Regions from separate parts of the Homo sapiens genome. Here all the other regions are linked to region 3. The links are chromatin contacts, found by Hi-C or POLR2A ChIA-PET in ENCODE. All regions are on one chromosome and are shown on one strand. The core of a region is the stretch at or near the end of the contact, and the rest is flanking DNA. Distances in the headings are between cores, read along the strand shown.

Evidence for each region. Hi-C counts contacts between places; a loop is a spot of excess contacts on that map. ChIA-PET counts read pairs that join two places held with the same protein, here RNA polymerase II (POLR2A). Pooled maps may share reads with other maps.
Region 1: a loop to region 3 is called in a pooled map, with 4 times the contacts of the local background. The contact joins two enhancer-like sites. A Hi-C loop is called at or near these places in 2 of 50 pooled maps. POLR2A ChIA-PET finds 5 or more read pairs at or near these places in 2 of 52 experiments (HEK293 and IMR-90).
Region 2: a loop to region 3 is called in a map with no recorded cell type, with 5 times the contacts of the local background. The contact joins the promoter of DNAH10 here to the enhancer-like site in region 3. A Hi-C loop is called at or near these places in 7 of 37 single-sample maps with no recorded cell type and 4 of 50 pooled maps. POLR2A ChIA-PET finds 5 or more read pairs at or near these places in 1 of 52 experiments (activated T-cell).

The regions. Positions count from the first base shown.
Region 1 is chr12:123,654,243-123,656,942 of GRCh38, forward strand. It overlaps GTF2H3 (general transcription factor IIH subunit 3), which reads left to right. Exons shown (of 13, transcript NM_001516.5): 8 at 682-756; 9 at 1,529-1,582. Among named protein-coding and RNA genes, the nearest start is that of TCTN2, 16 kb to the right of the region's middle. Within about 2 kb of position 1,334, at least 3 of the 41 ENCODE cell types and tissues checked have a DNase peak (open chromatin) inside an H3K27ac peak, as active enhancers do.
Region 2 is chr12:123,760,906-123,763,605 of GRCh38, forward strand. It overlaps DNAH10 (dynein axonemal heavy chain 10), which reads left to right and starts at 1,396. Exons shown (of 79, transcript NM_001372106.1): 1 at 1,396-1,645. The coding sequence starts at 1,432. It overlaps ATP6V0A2 (ATPase H+ transporting V0 subunit a2), which reads left to right. Exons shown (of 20, transcript NM_012463.4): 20 at 1-850. RefSeq lists a silencer at 977-1,396.
Region 3 is chr12:124,773,423-124,776,122 of GRCh38, forward strand. No RefSeq gene overlaps it. Among named protein-coding and RNA genes, the nearest start is that of SCARB1, 89 kb to the right of the region's middle. RefSeq lists a silencer at 641-935 and enhancers at 846-1,005, 1,016-1,065, 1,126-1,285. Within about 2 kb of position 1,374, at least 14 of the 41 ENCODE cell types and tissues checked have a DNase peak (open chromatin) inside an H3K27ac peak, as active enhancers do.

The DNA.
Region 1 (2,700 bases), core at 84-2,583, 1.1 Mb before region 3:
TTGGGGTGTGTATATTTTGGGGGGGTGTATTTTGGGGGGTATGTTTTGGATGTGTATTTTTTGGGGCTGTGTATTTGGTTGTGTGTGTGTGTTGGGTGTGTGTATTTAGTGGTGTGTGTACTTTTGGGGTACGTGTATTTTGGTTGTGTGTGTGTGTATTTTGGGTGTACTTACCTGTGTATTTTGGGTGTATGTCCGTGTGTGTATTTTGTATATGTGTGTGTTTTGGGTGTATGTGTATTTGGGGTGTGTGTATTTGGGGTATGGGTGTATTTTGGGTGTGTATTTTGGAGTGTGTGTATTTTTGGGTGTGTGTGTGTATTTTGGGGGTGCATGTGTGTATTTTGGGTGGGTAGGTGTGTGTATTTTGGGGGCGTGTGTGTATTTTGGGTATATGTGCGTATGTGTTTATTTTGTGTATGTGTGTGTTTGTGTTTTGGGTGTGCATGTATATACCTGCCCATGTAGGTGCTCTCCAGAATGAGTTCATCAAACCGTTACGTGGAGCGGGATTTCGGGGGAAATGTTACTGTCATCTTTATACTTTAGGTATCATTTAACAATGATAAATGGGAAGACAAACTGGAATAATGTTGGTTGTGGTTCGCAGTATATTGTGTGACATTGGTGTGAGAGGACTGGCATGTGCCTGGGTGGAATTAACATGACTGTGATTTTTAGGTGATTAAGGCTGCAGAAGACAGTGCGTTGCAGTATATGAACTTCATGAATGTCATCTTTGCAGCACAGAAACAGGTGAACTGAGAGCCTGCCGTTTAAAGTATTTGTTTCATAACGAAGGAGTCAATTTCATTTTTTGAATGCTCTACTCTGAGGTATTCTGACTACGTAGGCTTATGAATGGGCAAGGAATCCAGAATCTGTATTATGTTCTAGTCTTTTCTCTATTTTGGGTCCTGGACCACTTGAGAATCTGATGCATTCCCAAAACAATATGCACTCAACCACAGTTTTGCATAGAGTTTCATGGTATTCAGGTAACCTTTAGCCCATCCTTGGACCCCATGCCAAGAATCCCTGGTTTGACAGTTTGCTGTATAAACCTTGCATCAGTTTCTTTATCTTGTTGCTGTGGCGAAGCTGTAAAAATTCAGTATTTTTACTTTGCAAAGAGCTGAAATGTTCAGATGAAGTATAATACATTTTCTTCTTTGGTGTGTTTATGAAGAAAGAAAACCTCCTTAAAATTTCAGTTTTAATGTAAAATGCTGCTATAGCCATGCATAATGTTCTCTGTTGTGGAGTGGCAGCATGATGTAGTGAAAAGAGCCTGGACTTTGGAGACATGCCGAGTGGGGTGACAGCTTTCTCACCCGCTGGCTCTGTGACCACAGCCCAGCCATGTCCTGGGTGCTTCAGCTGCCAAATGCAAATATCTGCCGTGCAGAGTCACGTTGCATATTGAGTGAGCTATTTTAAGCATAGAGTATGGCATGTAGTAGGTTCTCAGTATAGGGTAATCATTATTGTTATTATTCCTGTAATATTTTCAAAATGTTTCTTTTAGAATATTTTGATTGATGCCTGTGTTTTAGACTCCGACTCAGGGCTCCTCCAACAGGTATGTTTTAAAACCATGCTTTGTGTCGGTGGTTATGACAATTAGTGATTTTTATATTGATTACAATTTAAAATGAAAGCTTTGGGTATATTGGGTTAAATAAAATATGTTATTCAGCCTAATTTTATCTATGTCTTTCCCCCTTACGTATGGAGCTACTGGAAAATTTTAAATTACATATTGCTTGCGTTATATTTCCGTTGGGCAGCACTAAAAGACAAAAACTGAATTTTACTTTAACCCGAAAGGGAAACAAAACCCTAAAGTAAGTCTGAAGAAATTACTGAGTTTTTGTTAGATGTTTTTTGGCCACAAATGTTGTTTCCTAAAGGATCAGTTACAAGCACAAAACTATGACAAACCCTGAATTTAGGTTACTGCTGGGGATGAAGGATGGGGAGAGCGAGGTCCAATGGGAAAATTTACATGCTTCAAAGGCTCTGAGATTGTACTGTTTCTTCAGCTTGATCGTAGGTATATGATGTTCATTTTATTATTTAAACCATACTTACACATTATGTATACAGACTCTTGTACATATTATATTTCAGTAGTAAAAATTCAAAAAGTTTGAATTCATTTTTTAGCAACACATTTCAGTCTACACATTGTCTATTAACTCCAAGACGATCTTGTCTCTGCCATGAATTCACATACCAGCTCTACCTCCTCAGCCCTCACATTCATTTTTCTAGTCCAGTCCCAGACTCTCCTGAGTTCCAGACTTGCAGAATCAGCCGTGTACGTAGTACCTCCTCTTGGACGTCTGGCAGGCATCTTCAGTGTCATGTGTCAAAAGCAGAGAGCTCTTGGTTTGTCCTCTCAGCCTCTTCCTGCTCCACTGGTAGCCCCATCTCCCTAAGTGGCAGTGCAGTTCACTCAGCAACTCAAGCAAAAACCTGACTCTTCCTTGTCTCTTCTCTTCCCTCCTTTCATAACCATGAGCAAATCCTGTTGATTCTGCCTTTAAAATATATCCTGGCTGAGCTCAGTGGCTCATGCCTATAATCTCAGCACTTGGGAGGCTCAGGCGGGTGGATGGCTTGAGCTCAGAAGTTTAAGACCAGCCTGGGCAACATGGCGAGACACCATCTCTATAAACAATACAAAAAAATTAG
Region 2 (2,700 bases), core at 146-2,645, 1.0 Mb before region 3:
AAATTTTTTTATTTTTTTTGAGACAGTGTCTCACTCTGTCACCTAGGCTGAAGTGCAGTGGTGCAGTCTCGGCTCACTGCAACCTCTGCCTCCTGGGTTTAAGCAATTCTCCTGCCCTAGCCTCCCGAGTAGCTGGGATTACAGGCGCCTGCCACAGTGCCCGGCTAATTTTTGTATTTTTAGTAGAGACAGGGTTTCACCATGTTGGCCAGGCTGGTCTCAAACTCCTGACCTCAGGTGATCTACCCACCTTGGCCTCCCAAAGTGCTGGGATTACAGGCGTGAGCCACCGCGCCTGGCCCTCTGCAGTTGTTTAATAAGGCACAGAATACCTGTAGCATAGGTCAGCCTTACGATGTCCATGAATTACATATTCAGACGTTTTAGAGCCTGATACATTTTGGAAAAGAAAAACAACTTCTACACCTATTCTACAGTCCGCATTTAAAACAATAAATTCCTCTATTAAAAACGTAAAGCCGGGTTTGCTTGCGTGCCACAGGGAATATATCCAGGAAGGTTATTATGAAGCTGTCAAATCAAGATGATGGGAATAAGGCAGTTTGAACGAACAGTCTTCCCACAGTCAGGCCATTTTTGCTGATTTGGTTTAGAATTTTCAGAAATACTTAGTACACTCCACCTGTTCTTTGATGGGAATATCTAAGAAGGCTAGGTAGGTTCTTAGGGTTAGCCTGAGTCATCTAGGGGCTCAACTCCTTGTGAGGGGAAATGACAGTGAACAAGTTAGTACTTTGCTCCACAAATGCATGAAAGGACAAATTTGCATCTTCTATCAGTATTTAACTTCCTTTTGCTAATGACAAATAAATATATCTATATTTTTAAACGTGGGTGTTTTGCTTTATTATGCTCTAGTTTGGCAAGAAAGCTAAAGAACTCTGCTCCTTCCCTGATTTTGTAGGCCATGAGGAACTCGTGCTTTCTCGGCTTATTTCCTCCTCGTCTGGCCTCTAATCCCGCCTCTGCCACCGCCGAGGTGCTGTGACCTTCGTCTCGCCAACTCTCTAGCCCCAGCTTCATCTGCAAGGTGGGCGGGCTGCTTGCAAACCGGTCGGCGTGGGGTGGGGTCGCACCCTCGGCTGCAGCGGCCCGAGGGCGGCTCCTGGCGGCGAGGGTCCCGCTCCGCATCCAGGGGCGTGCGCGCTGCCGGGGCCAGGGAGCAACCAGCCTACCTCGGCGGCCCGGGGGCCTGGTGCGCGCCTCCGAGATCCCGGGGCCGGGGCGTGGGCTGCGGCTCGCGGGTTCGGGATCGAGGGGCCGGGCGCGGGGCACTGCCGAGCTTGCAGCCCCCAGCGCCGGCGCCGTCGGCGGGGCGAGCTGCGGCCGTTTCCGGGGCGCCCATTGCTAGGGCCGCCGTTGCCACGGACGCCCGCCCTGCGCCCGGCTCCCTCTGCACTGCGCGGCGCCATGGACGACCTGCGGGTGCTGTGGATGCGCGACCGCGTGTATGCGGCTTTCGGCATCACCGACCCCCAGCTTTTCGAGGACCTGCTCAACCGCGACGACGGCCAGGGCGAGGACCTCATCTTGCACTTCCTCAACCAGGCGAGCGAGGAGGAGGGGCCCTCGGCGCTCTTCATCTACCGCACTATGGTGCCGGAGGAGGTGGAGGTGGAGATTGGTGAGCCTCGACGCGCCGCTCCCTTCCCCGGGCTTCCCTCCTGCCCGTCCCGGCCTCTCCGGCGGGCGCCGGGGCTGCTAGAGCCTGCCCATCGTCCGGCCCCGGCCTCAGGTGCTGTCCACAAACGCTGCCGCCCGCCACGTGCAGGCCCCGGGCGAACCCAGCAATCACAGCCGTCCCTGCCCTCCTGGGCCCACAGCCCACTTGAAAGTCAGGCCTTGATTGAAAAATCACAGCAAACACTGACTTAGCCCGCACCCCGTGCCAGGTGCGGTTCCAACGCTTGTATCAACTCCTTAACCCTACGAGGCGGGTGTATCCTCATCCCTATTTTACAGATGAGCAAACTGGCACGGAGGGGGTTAAGTAACCTGCCCAAGGCCCACGGGGCGTCAAGATCCACTGTGCAATAATCCGAACGGCTGGGTAGAGCCATGCCCAGGTGTGGCAGGGACCCAGGTCACTGTCACTCTCCTTGACGGTCGCAGCCTCTCACGGAGGGTCCGAAGAGCACCCCTTTCTACTTCTGGAGGCTCCTTATATCCTAAAAAGTAAAATAAGGCTAGGACAAAGTTTAAAAACTACAGTAGACTTTAAATGTTTATGTTGAACAAATTAGCATCGCAAATACAAAAAGACAGTGACCAGGGTCCCAGAACCCTCTGTGGAGGCGGATCCCCAGCCCCACCTACTCTCTGATAGGCCAGGGACACTGAGAGGGCAGGGAGGGGCCAGCACAGGTGAGAGGAGGAGGCAGGACAACTCGCTTCAGAAACAGCTAGAAGGAGACTGGGACCTCGAAAGCCGCCTCCTCGCAGGAGCACCAGCTGGAGCACAGCTACCGGGACCTCCTGCCTGGCTGTCCAGTCTCCTGGGCTACTTTTCCAGCCCCTTAAGGACTTGGGGATCCCTTGCAGGGCCTCTCACTGGGTTCGGGTGGCAGGGCCGGCAGACCTTTGATTTTTTTTTTAAAGGTACCAGGCAGATTCATTTATTGTATTCTATTTTTTAACTTTTTTTTTTTTTTTTTTGAGATAGGGTCTCACTTTGTCACC
Region 3 (2,700 bases), core at 124-2,623:
CGTTGGCTGGGCTTAAGACCAAGGATGTGTCCAAACGCACACCCTACAAAAAAATCAAACCTCACTCAGAAGCAAGATGTTCACCCAATGAGACACACGGGAGGCTAAGTCCCTCGGGAACACACACACACACACACACACACACACACACACACACACCCCACACACACACAAACACAAGAATGACTTAAGGGCCAGGGCAGTGGCTCATGCCTGTTATCCCAGCACTTTGGGAGGCCGAGGCGGGCGGATCGCTTGAGCCTGGGAGTTGGAGATCAGCCTGGGCGACACGGCGAAACCCCATCTTTACAAAAATATACAAAAAATTAGCCGGGTGTAGTGGCACAGGCCTATAATCCCACCTACTTGGGAGGCTGGCTGAGGTGAGAGGATCGCCTGAGCCTGGGAGGTTGAGGCTGCAGTGAGCAGTGATTGTGCCAGCCTAGGTGACAAAGTGAGACCCTGTCTCCAAAAAAAAAAAAAAAAAAAAAAAAAAACCGAATGCCTTCTGGGGCCTGTCTTTTTTTCTGTTTTATGAGCAGGTAGACTTGAATGCAAGAGTTAAAACTGTCTGTGATGTGTTGCATACACAGATTAAGTCAAAATCCTCACCGTGGCTATCAAATAACCAAAGCTGGCCTCAGCTTCCCAGAGGATCAGACATGGGGAGTTTGAAGGGAACCATCCTCGGGGCCTGGACTCTCTCCTGAGCTTGTCACTCGCCTGCCATTTCCCCGGGCAGGTCACAAGACCCCCCACCCCTCCACTCTACAGCCAACGGGCAAAGCCTCCCTGACCTCCAGCCCCAATCAGAGGGAACTTCCCGGACACAGGTTTCGAGAACCCATCTAAAGATTGGGTAAGAAATGCTTTTGCAAGCCGGTGGTTTCCACTTTGCTGCTTTCTACAAATTTGAAGAAAGGTCAAACGGACCTGTCTGCTGGGAGATCAGTGAGAATCGCTTCCAATGACAGATCGCCGTGTGACATTCGCATACTACCCAGAAGGAGTATAAGAATTCCACTCCCAGTGACTTCCTTATGAAAACAAGGCTTCTCTGCACTTGCAGGGACAAAGAATTGATGGTAAAAATTGGTTTCATTCTAGCAATACGTGACAGTCATTCACGGATACATGAATTAATTGGGGGTGGAGAGGAAGTCCCACTCATCTCAGGACAAGAAGTATTTCTAAGCAAATAAAAGCCACAATGAGAAACCACTACGAAGGGCTGAAGTTTTTTAAAACTGAAAACACCAAGATGCTGGTGAGGACGCAGAGCTGATGGGAATGCAGCCTGGTACAGCGACTGTGAAACTGGCAGTCCCCCAAAAGTGAAACGCAGAGCTCCAGTTTGACTCAGCAGCTCCACTCCGAGGTATACACCCCAGGGAAATGAACGTACGCCTTCACACACAAATCTGTACATGAACGTTCACAGCAGCTTTGTTCATAGTTGCTGATGTGGTTTGGCTGCGTCCCTGCCCAAATCTCATCTCGAATTGTAGTTCCCATAATTCCCATGTTGTGGGAGGGAGCCAGTGGGAGATCATTGAATCATACGGGCGGTTAACCCCATACTGTTCTCCTGGTGGTGAGTAAGTCTCACAAGATCTGATGGTTTGATCGGGGGTTTCCCCTTTCACTTGGCTCTCATTCTCTCTTCTCTGGTCCCATGTAAGACATGACTTTGCTTCTCCTTTGCCTTCCACCATGATTGTGAGGCCTCCCCAGCCATATGAACTGTGAGTTCATGAAACCTTTTTTCTTTAAAAGTTACCCAGTCTTGGGTATGTCTTTATCAGTGGCGTGAAAACCAACTAATGCAATTGCCAAAGGCTGCAACCACTCTACGTGTCCCTCAATAAGTGAACGGCTGAAAAGCACTGGTGTGTGCACCCCATGGAGTTCTGCTCAGCAGTGAAAAGAAAGGAACTATTGCTACACACAACAACAGGCATGCATCTAGAGACAGTGCTGAGTGAAGGAAGCCAGGCTCAGAGGGTTACAGGCTGTAGATCCCATTTAGAACATTCTGGAAAAGGTAAAAATAGCTAGTGGCCAAGGGCTAAGCATGGGGATGAGGGACTTCCCTACAAAGTGGGAGGAAGGCAGCACAGGTCGCAGGCTGGGTGCAGTGGCTCACGCCTCTAATCCCAGCACTTTGGTAGGTTGAGGTGGGACTAATGCTTGAAGCCAAAAGTTTGAGACCAGCCTGGGCAACAGAGCCAGACCCCCATCTCTACAAAAAAAAAATTAGCCAGGTGTGGTGGCACACATCTGTGGTCCCAGCTACTCGGAAGGCTAAGTCAGGAGGCTCTCCTGAGCCTGGGAGGTGAAGGCTGCAGTGAGTCAAGATTGAACCACTGCACTCTAGCCTGGGCAACAGAGCGAGACTCTGTCTCAAAAAAAAAAAAAAAAAAATTATGGGAGCCCACTGTAAAACAAACAAAAACAAAGGGAAGACATGAGGAAATCTTGGGGGATGATGAAATTGTTTTGTCTTGATTGTAGGGGTAATGACTCAACTCTATAAACATGTCAAAATTCATGGAATTGTACACACACTCACACACAACTCTAATCTGTAAATGAAAAAGATATATAAAATGCATACCAAAAGGACATGCATTCCAATAAAATTTTGCTACTTTGATATGTCACATAAAACATAGTAATATAGTTTTGACCAATTGTGTC